Linked DNA regions of Homo sapiens: region 2 is linked to region 1. Evidence: chromatin contacts called from ENCODE Hi-C or POLR2A ChIA-PET data. All regions are on one chromosome and are shown on one strand. The core of a region is the stretch at or near the end of the contact, and the rest is flanking DNA. Distances in the headings are between cores, read along the strand shown. Region 1 has its middle 43 kb from the start of CDO1. Region 2 overlaps AP3S1 (adaptor related protein complex 3 subunit sigma 1).

The links. A loop is a pair of places that touch in the nucleus more often than their neighbours do. ChIA-PET counts read pairs that join two places held with the same protein, here RNA polymerase II (POLR2A). Pooled maps may share reads with other maps.
Region 2: POLR2A ChIA-PET joins it to region 1 with 11 read pairs in activated T-cell. The contact joins two enhancer-like sites. A Hi-C loop is called at or near these places in 1 of 168 maps with a recorded cell type or tissue (Caco-2) and 4 of 50 pooled maps. POLR2A ChIA-PET finds 5 or more read pairs at or near these places in 2 of 52 experiments (PC-9 and activated T-cell).

Annotation. Positions count from the first base shown.
Region 1 is chr5:115,771,410-115,776,359 of GRCh38, forward strand. It overlaps the pseudogene RNU2-49P. Among named protein-coding and RNA genes, the nearest start is that of CDO1, 43 kb to the right of the region's middle. Within about 2 kb of position 1,927, at least 2 of the 41 ENCODE cell types and tissues checked have a DNase peak (open chromatin) inside an H3K27ac peak, as active enhancers do.
Region 2 is chr5:115,844,319-115,849,018 of GRCh38, forward strand. The region is part of intron 1 of AP3S1 (adaptor related protein complex 3 subunit sigma 1); the gene reads left to right. Among named protein-coding and RNA genes, the nearest start is that of AP3S1, 4.7 kb to the left of the region's middle. Within about 2 kb of position 3,118, at least 2 of the 41 ENCODE cell types and tissues checked have a DNase peak (open chromatin) inside an H3K27ac peak, as active enhancers do.

The sequences.
Region 1 (4,950 bases), core at 677-3,176:
CAGTTTCCCTTGCCATTCAGTGTTAATGTCCAAAGACATACCAATTCAAAATTTACCCCTCTCAATCTCTTATCTTGTTCAGTTTTCAGATAGAGATTCTCCATCTTGGATAATGTGATTCTTTCAGCAGTTACAGCTTAAGCTGTTCCATAACAGAATTAGTGTAGTTCTCAAGATGTAGTATTACTTCACGCTAAATCTTTCATGTACCACCCTTGGAAAAAGTTCAGAGTTAATTAGTAGTACTTAATAGCACTGGTCCCACATTTACCAAATTTAGAAAATTGCTGCATCCCCAGTCCCTAGGGCAGTTATCCCAGAACAAAATTATATTCTCCCAACTCAGTACTTAGTCTAAACCAAAGAGAGTTGGCAAAGACCGCAGCAGAGATTCGGCAGCATTGAGTGGAAGAAGACACTTTCTTGGTTTGAGCTGCACCAGTATGCCAGAGTTTATGCCACTTGTCCATAGGCCATGATCTGGGAGCTTAACAATAACTAGGAAATGGCTCTTGGCAAGAGTTTATTTTTGGAACCATGAATTTTCCAGATGGGGAGAGAAATACTCCTACGCATATTGTCACCTCTCAGAAAAGAGCATTTAAGATACTGCTGCTTTGAGCAAAGTCCAGAGAGCTGACCTAGGGGCATTCCCAGTCTTATTTGAGGTGCCTTTCTTTCCCATCCAGTATATTCAAAACTTCCTAAATTGTTCTTTGTCCTTTGAATCCCATGTTTCTAGTGTTCAAAGATATTTTAAAAAGAAGCAAAATCATGACTCTCATATAGATAGAAAATGAGCACATGTTAAAGATGTTATGTAACCCATTAATTAAGTGGAGAAACCAGGCAACTGGTTCAAAGGAGAAGTCATAGAAGTACAAATTTTTATGGACTAAGAAATGTTGATGTGAATGCTCATTTGGATGCAAAACTGGCTTCTGCATGGGCATGGGGTAGTGAGAGGATGAGGGAGTATTGTTCCTCCACCAGAAAAAATTTCACTTCAAAAAAATTTCAAAATACAAAGAAAGTAATTATTTTGATTGGCATCAGTTATTTTCCTACTTACAGAGTTAGAAAATAGCTCCCATAGAATAGAAATTAGATAACCATGAAGGGTGTATTGTGCTAGTCTAGATGTGACATAGTTTCATAGTTTTCCATTGGAGCACACATCTTCCTTCACTAGCACCCCAATATTGAACTGAACGTAGGCACCGCCAAGTTACACAGCAATCATATTCTTTTCTGATCTGGCTTTTTCTGTCTTTGCTCATAGAGGCTGTTTCTACTACCTCTTACTGCCAGGTCAGTAGTCCTAAGAACTCTGCATTCTAATCTGGGACATCTTGAGATCACACAATGAGGAGTGATCCTTGAATCTGTGTACAAATCCTATGAATTTAAGGTTAGCTCCTTCACAGCTCACTCTTTGGTCCTGGATGCAGAATGAAATTGGAGCAGCTCATCTAGTGCTCCCTCCCAGGGTCTGGCACTCTTAACTGAAACTTCCTGCAACATACACACACGCATGCACAGACACACACACACCACACACACAAATACCCTTCAGCTGCACTGCATTTTAAAAGCACCAAAAGTGTGCTGCTTTTAAAGTATGTCCAAAGACTTTCCCCTACCCCCTTACAAATGGACTACTGCCTTAGCTTTTTCAGTATTAAGCCCTTTGAGGCCCACTAGAATCTGTCCAGAAGCCCAAGAGGCCAGAGCATTTATGCCTGTGTAATCCAAGGACAGGCAGCAGCCAGCTGAGCAAAGCCCCCACTGGGGGACAGTAGCTTTGTTGAGGACAGGAAGGCCAGTGTCTGCTTGCTCACCAGCCCCCTCATGGCTAGCTTCTGAAGGCAACTGTGGGCCCCATGCATTTGTCGGGTCTGCCTTCAAAAAGATAGCTATTGGCCTGTGGATAAGGCCTTCATAAACAGCAGTAATCAGCAAGTTCAAAATACCACATAGCCCAAGGGATAGAGCCTCTGACCTAGACTGCAACAGTGCAAAGCCAACTGCACAGCTGTTCAGACTGACTGCATCAAACCACCAAAGTCACCAAGACAATAAAAAGGGTTGTCCATTAAGCATGTCATATCATCAGCTATGAGATATATTCCAATTAGAAAGCAGTAAAAATGAAAGAGAAAAATGTGAGTCTTAGAATCAATTAAGTATAGCAGTAATAGTAACAATAGCCAAAATGTGGGTGTAGTTACTATATGCCAGGCTCTGTTTAAACCTTTACTTGTATTGCCTCATTTAATTCTCACAACAGCTTTACGAAAGCAGGCATTATTCATAGAATCCCCATTTACAGAAAAAAATGGAAGTAGAGTGAGATTAGAAATTAGTCCAGGGCCACCTGGGTATTAGATAGTGGAGCCAGTCAGTCTGAGTATGAATATCTACATTACATTCTTGTAGCTCATTTGGAAAGTATAGAAATATAGAGAGAGGCAGGAGGAAAAGCCATTTGTCATCTTATCCCTGAAAGACAACATTAAAACTTTGACACTGTTCCTCCCAGTAATTAAAAAAAATTCTTTATTATTTTTATTTTTTATTTTTTGAGATAGAGTTTCCCTCTTGTTGCCCAAGCTGGAGTGCAATGGCGCGATCTCAGCTCACTGCAACCTCTACCTCCTGGATTCAAGTGACTCTGCCTCCTGAGCAGCTGGGACTACAAACATATTGCACCCCACCCAGCTAATATTTTTTTTTTTTTTTTTTTTTTTTTTTGTAGAGATGGGGTTTCACCATGTTGCTCAGGCTGGTCTCAAACTCCTGAGCTCAAGCGATCCTTCCACGTTGGCTTCCAAAAGTGTTGGGATTACAGACATAACCACCACACCCAGCCTTGATCTACTTTTTGTTGCAACCATTCTATACCCCAAAGGGGATGCACCATTCCTGGAGGTACTGTAATACCAGGTCAATGGGTGGAGTGGGGCAAGTTACTAGTCCATCTACTAGCTCCAAAAATCCATTCAATATATTATCCTCCGATAGAGGATGTATCAGATATTAAACTGATATAAACAGATACCACACTTGATCTTACCCAGGCCGAGAAGTGGTAAAAATAAATTTTCTATGAGGCTTTTAATAATCAATGTTTTTGAAGTGATTGTTTTTATAGGAACCAGATGGAACTATTAATAATTATCATCCCATCCAACACTCCAGAACAGCCCTACCATGGGTCCTTTGAACTCCAAGATTGTTGGGAATCCCAGCCAGTTCTTTCCTTGCTTTGTCCCTTTATGGGGTTAATCCAAGCCTTCCCATGGTTTGCAACATTTCCACATGCTGCTAAAGAAGGCCATGCAGTAGTAGTGATGTTTCTTGTGTGCCTGTCTTAGACCCTGAGCACTGTCACATGATCCCACTGAATTATTGCAGTAAATGATCCCAGACCCCTTGAGACACCATATGGCAAGCAACCAGATATCACAAAAGTATGACTTGTATTTCTGGGCAAGCAGCAGTCTCAGAGGACTAAGCTTTTCCTAGGCCTTGAAACCCTTGCAGCTGCCAGTAGCTGGATGAAATACGCATCTCCAGGTGGAAGAATGGTCATCAGCCCACCCCAGAGAGAGCCTGACACTTGAGAATACAAGTGGGGCTTAAAGCACGTGCAAAACAAAGTCGAAGACCTTGTCGGTACTAATGACATCAGCTTTTCACACACAGCAAACCCAGACAAATGGAATGCAGATAACTACATATTGCATGAACAAATTAAAAGAAATATGCTTTGATTTTTTTTCCCTTTAAATCCATACAGAAAGAAACAAGCGTGCAGGGTGCGGTGGCTCATGCTTATAATCCCAGCACTTTGGGAGGCCGAGGCAGGCAGCTCACATGAGGTCAGGAGTTTGAGACCAGCCTGAAAAATTAACTGGGTGTGGTGGTGCACACCTGTTGTCCCAGCTAATCAAGAGGCTGAGGCAGTAGGATCGCTTGAACCTGGGAGGCTGAGGTTGCAGTGAGCCAAGATCACGCCACTGCACTCCAGCCTGGGTGATGGAGTGAGACTCCATCTCAAAAAAGAAAGAGAAAGAGAGGTGTGGTGCCTTACACTGCCAGGGCCTCCAAAGACCTAATATATAATTGGGGATATATAATATAGAAATAAACTTGTGGCTGGTACAGATTTTCTCAAACTAGGTGGGGCAGGCTTGGCTGCATTCTCAAGGATTTGGTAATTTTGTGAGGAATTTTAAATGTTAATTTTTCATTTTAAAGATAGTACAAAAATAACTTCACCTGTTATAAAGATTATTTGCAGTGACAATTCATATTTGAAAAACTTTGCTTGTAGAATAAGACTTTTGTTCCATAAAGTAGTATTTTTCCCACTGAAGTAAGTAGACATAGTTTTGAGACTTCATGAAACTTTTTTGCCTTTACAAGGTTAATGTAGCTCCCAGATTTAAGAAACATTGGTCTGGGACATTTTTAAAAATTGAAAACTGTAAGACATAATTATAATTTGGTATTAGTCCCTCTTTATTTCAGTTTCTCAACCACAAAACTTTCTTCCAGCCTCTCCCTTAAATGAGATGTAAAGTCAGGTGAGATTAATGTGCACTACAGCTCCATAAGAGGAAAGATACAGGCTAAATGGAGGGCATGAATTGCTTTAAGCATAAATATAGTTACTGAGGAGAAGTGCAAATCACTACGGATCAGAAAAAAGGTGATTCTTACCTAGCAGCCTTGTGACAGTGAGGCTATGAAATACAGGCTCAGAGCCAGCTGGTTGGCTCCTCCGCAGTGGCAGAAATTCCCCAACTGTGACCATCATAGGAAGACTAGGCAGAAGCCACGTGGGGCTTCTATTTGGGCTAAATGAGCAAAGCAAAGACATATGGAGAGGATTGCAGCAAGGAGGAGCAGGTGACAGTGCAAGTAAAAGTACCTAGCACAGTG
Region 2 (4,700 bases), core at 1,868-4,367, 74 kb after region 1:
AGGCTGTATTATAGCATGCCAGATAGTATTACGTGCTGTGGAAAAAAAAATAAAGCGGGTAAGAGTCTTAGAGAGTGAGAGGATGACAGTTTAAAATAGGGTAGTCTGGTAAGTTCTCACTGAGAAGGTGGCATTTGAGCAAAGACTTGAAGGAGGTAAGAAAGGCAGCCTTGCAGATATCTGGGGGAAGAGCATCCCGGGTAGAAGGAGCAGCAAATGCAAAAACCCTGAGGAGAGCGCCTGTTTGAAGAACCCCAGGAACTTGTACATAGCAGGAGCAGACTGTGTAAGGGAACATTAGTTGGAAGTGTCTGTTTGTGTAGGGCGTCATTCTATTCTTGCTGCCTGGAATGTCCTTCCTTTCCATTGCCACGTGTACAAATTCAACCCCTTGTTCTAGGCCCAGCACAAACATCACCTAAACATTCCGTGAAGCCTTTGATCTTGCTCAAAGCCTCCTCCTGGTTTTTAGGATTTTTTTCATCTTTGTTATGACACAGTATTCTCGTTCACAGCCTATAATTCCTCGTGGCAGCCATCCTATAGAATACTTGAAGGAACGTATCAGATTTTAGGTATATTTTTGTCATTCTAAGCAGTCAACACTGAGTCTTGAACATAGAAAACTCTCTAACTCTTTGCTAAATGCATTTATTTAGAATCTCCTAGCTTGGGATAGAGTTGGGATTAGTTAACTTGCTGAGTTTCCTTCTATCTCTTAAAATGTAGTCCTTCACTAACTAGAGGTTTTAAGAATCTCTGCCTTTAGCATAAAAGTAATGATGGCATATGTGTTACTCAGCTGTTTCTGTTTTAAGGGGTCTCTAAGAAGTATATGTCCAATATGAATAAAAATATTGAGTTTAATTTATTAAACAATATCTAGAGGTGTGACTGAGCTAACAATTCCATATACTGGCAGGATGCTGAGGTTTGAGTCCAACAGTAATCGTTTAACACTGAGCAGTTTAAAAAATGTTTAACCATTTGCCAACAAGTTTATCCTACTGCACTTCATTTTCATTCCTCATTTATCTCCCTCAAATATAACAACTTACATATTCATCTCTGCCCTTTAACAGTGCACATTTCCATTTCATGCTGTAATAGATTGTTAGATTCGATTGTGGCTCCAAGCTGTTATATGTGAGAAATAGGAAGTTGCGCACCTGTTTTGCTAAACAGAAGTTTTGGTTCATTCTGCTAGAGTCAGACATTACGAATTCAAGTGTGGGCTGGGTGCCATGGCTCATGCCTGTAATCTCAGCACTTTGGGAGGCCAAGGCAGGCGGATCACCTGAGGTCAAGAGTTCAAGACCAGTGTGGCCAACATGGTGAAACCCCATCTCTACTAAAAATACAAAAATTAGCCAGGCATGGTAGCGCACGCCTATAAGTGCAGCTACTCGCTCGAGGCTGAGATAGGAGAATTGCTTGAACCTGGGGAGGTGGAGAATGCAGTGAGCTGAGATCGTGCCACTGCATTCCAGCCTGGGTGACAGAGTGAGACTCCATCTCAAAAAAAAAAAAAAAAAAAAAAAAAAAAAAAAAAAAAATTCAAGTCTGGACTCAAAATGCATCCCTTTTCGTTTTTGCCTTCTATATCCTTGGTCTATGACTGCACAAATTCAAATGTTTTGCTTGGTTTGTCTTTTTAAGTTGATACTTAGCTTCAGCGACTTGACAACAGTAACCTTTAGTCTTTTAATACTTACCTGACAGTATTTGTGCATTACTGTAAATAACTAATGAGACTTATATTTTATAAACTAAATATATTTTTACATAGCTATCAAACAAAAAAATCCCTTCGGTTGTGATTCCATAGTGTATCCTCTGGTGAATTACTTTTAAAAAATTTTTCTTTTTTTATAGAGAAAAGGTCTCACTATGTTGCTCAGGCTGGTCTTAACCTCCTGGCCTCAAACACTCCTCCAGCTTTGGCTTCCCAAAGTGCTGGGATGACAGATCTGAGCCACCATGCCTGGCCTGTGAATTACTTTTATAAAGTGGAAATGTCTTTCTTTTGTGTGAATTATCTTAGTTGTTTCTTCAGATATAAAATACTGTGTGTATGTATGCATGTGTGTGTACACACCACACACATATTAAGTGCAAGCAGGAAAAATTTCAAATTAACCTATATGAGTTGCCTCAATTTTTTTAATAAACTGTATTTAATTAAACTGTTAACCAAATGCAAGCCTTAGGAGGAACTCTAAGATTCTTCTTTCTCGTTTTTTTTTTTTTTTTTAAATCTTAACATAAAAATACAAAGTGTTGAAAGTATAGATAACTTCTTTTTTCTTTTAAAAATATCCCTTAAAAAGATCCATCCATGTTCACTCATGTCTTTTTTTAGTGACTATTAAGACGTTGTGGCAGATGGGATAATTAAACTTATGTCTGTGATCAAGATAGAATTATCAACACTCCTGAGTATGAGGGTGTTAACACATACTAACACACGGCATTTCAGCTTTTTGTTAAGAAGAAAATTCCATACGATTTGGTTTCCTTCCATATTAGTTATAATGCGTTTGTCTGCATAAATTGGGTTTTATGTAGCCTGACTCAAGTGCTTGGAAAGAACTATGTTAGGTACATTATAGGAAGTGCAGAGTAGTAGACCGATTCCAAAAGTATTTGATTCAGCAAATCAATGACTTTATTGTAGATCCAATTTCTTTCTCTTTCTCTGCTTTACTCATCACAAAATTACTATTATCCAAAGGCTGTTTTTCTCCTTTGGTAATCAGTTCAATTCAGAAAGAGACAACCATCTGTTTCTGCAGTCCTGGACTGTGTCTTTCCCTTCATTCTGGTTAGACCCACCCAAGACCAATATTCTTACCCTAATCAACATCCAACTTTGGATTGGAGCTGAAGATGAGAGTGAAAACGGGAATAAAATGGATATTCTGTTGGAAAGATGAAAGAAAGGAGTGGATGGTGGGTAGGCAAACAAGGGTCTGCTATTTCTTCTTCTAAACTTTTAAAAAAATATTTATTTTTATGGCCGGGTACAGTGGCTCATGCCTGTAATCCCAGCACGTTGGGAGGCCTAGATGGGAGGATTGTTTGAGCCCAGGAGTTCAAGACAAGCCTGGGCAACGTGGCAAAACCCTGTCTCTATGCCAAAAATACAAAAATTAGTGAGTCATGTTAGCACACACCTATAGTCTTAGCTGCTTAGGTGGCTGAGGTGAGAGGATCACTGAGCTCCGGAGATCAAGGCTGCAATGAGCTGAGATTGCGCCATTGCGCTCCAGCCTGGGTGACAGAGGAGACCCTGTCTCAACAAATTTAAAAAAATATATGTTTTTATTGAGGTATAGATGACAAAAAAAAATTACATATATTTACCGTGTACATGTTATTTTTGTATATGTATATATTGTGAAATGGGTAAATCAAGCTAACTAACATGTCTATCACCACTATTCCCTCTTTATTAGCTTTTAATATATATTAGTTTTCTGAAATTTTAGATTGCTTCTGAGGTTGTTAATATCAGGAATAGTTCCTTGTAATATGCAATACTGAACCTGTGTCACAATAGATCTTAATTTCAGGTTTTCCTTATATCAAAGTATCCTCGAAAAACCCAAATGCTTATACGTTCACAGTTTTTATGTGGAGTATGCTGGAAAACTTGCTTTTTAAAAATTAAGACTAAACCTTTTGAATATTTAATTGTAAAGGAGGAAATAAAGTCTTCAAAGTTAAAATGATTTTTGGTTATGAGGTAAGTGTTATAAATAGGACAATGTTATAGGTCATTTCATGGCTTTTCTAAAAGAAGGCCTTACGTGACGTACCTATATTATATTCTTTAGCAAAGTTGTTTTCAATTTTAAGTAAGTTTCTTTTTTTGTGACTGTGGAAAATTAAATATTAAGGCCACTAAGGTCATTCTTGATTTTACCACACACAGATAATTATTAACACTTAGTGTATTTCCCCCCGGTCTTTATTTTTCTTTTCAGAATGTCCCAGTGAATAGGATATACCTTTTAGACATTAATAACACAAATAAATGCTTTGAAGCTGATGATGGATTTATTAAACATTGTGGCTTTAAGATAACTGAATATGTTAATGTTCAGCCACTCTCTTGTTAAAATTTAAAAAAGACAGTATATGGTAATAGCACATTAATAATTTGCATGTCCTAAGAAATGTGTATATATCTTTCTTTTGTATAAAATTAAACTTACCTGTGTAACCTGAGGTTATCAGTGTCCTTGTCTTTTTCGTTCTGAAAGGAAATCTTTGCTAATTTTTGTTTGAAAGTCAAGAGTTCATTCTTACCTTTAGCACTTAGTCTTTTTTGTACCTGTGGATTATGGATTTTGTCACTGCTGTTTTATAATTCAAGGTGATTCTGAGTTGTTACCATCTAGAGGGCCCAGTCCCCTTCCAACTTCTTGTTGTATAAAACTGTCACATTAGGCTAACTAAACACATTTTTTCCTCACCCATCTGCCTTTTCAGCTTTCCTCTCATCAAATCCTTTGAAGTACAATATAGTTAAAACAGCTTTCTTTGCTGAAGAATCAAGCAACTCTTAGAAGGATATTGAAGTGAATAAAGGACAATTCTAGCTAATAACTGTTTTCTTAAGATTCCAAGTGGAGGAAGCCCTTGTAGAGTTAGGCCTCTGACTAGGCCTTCTAGAGATAGGCCTCTGGGAAGAG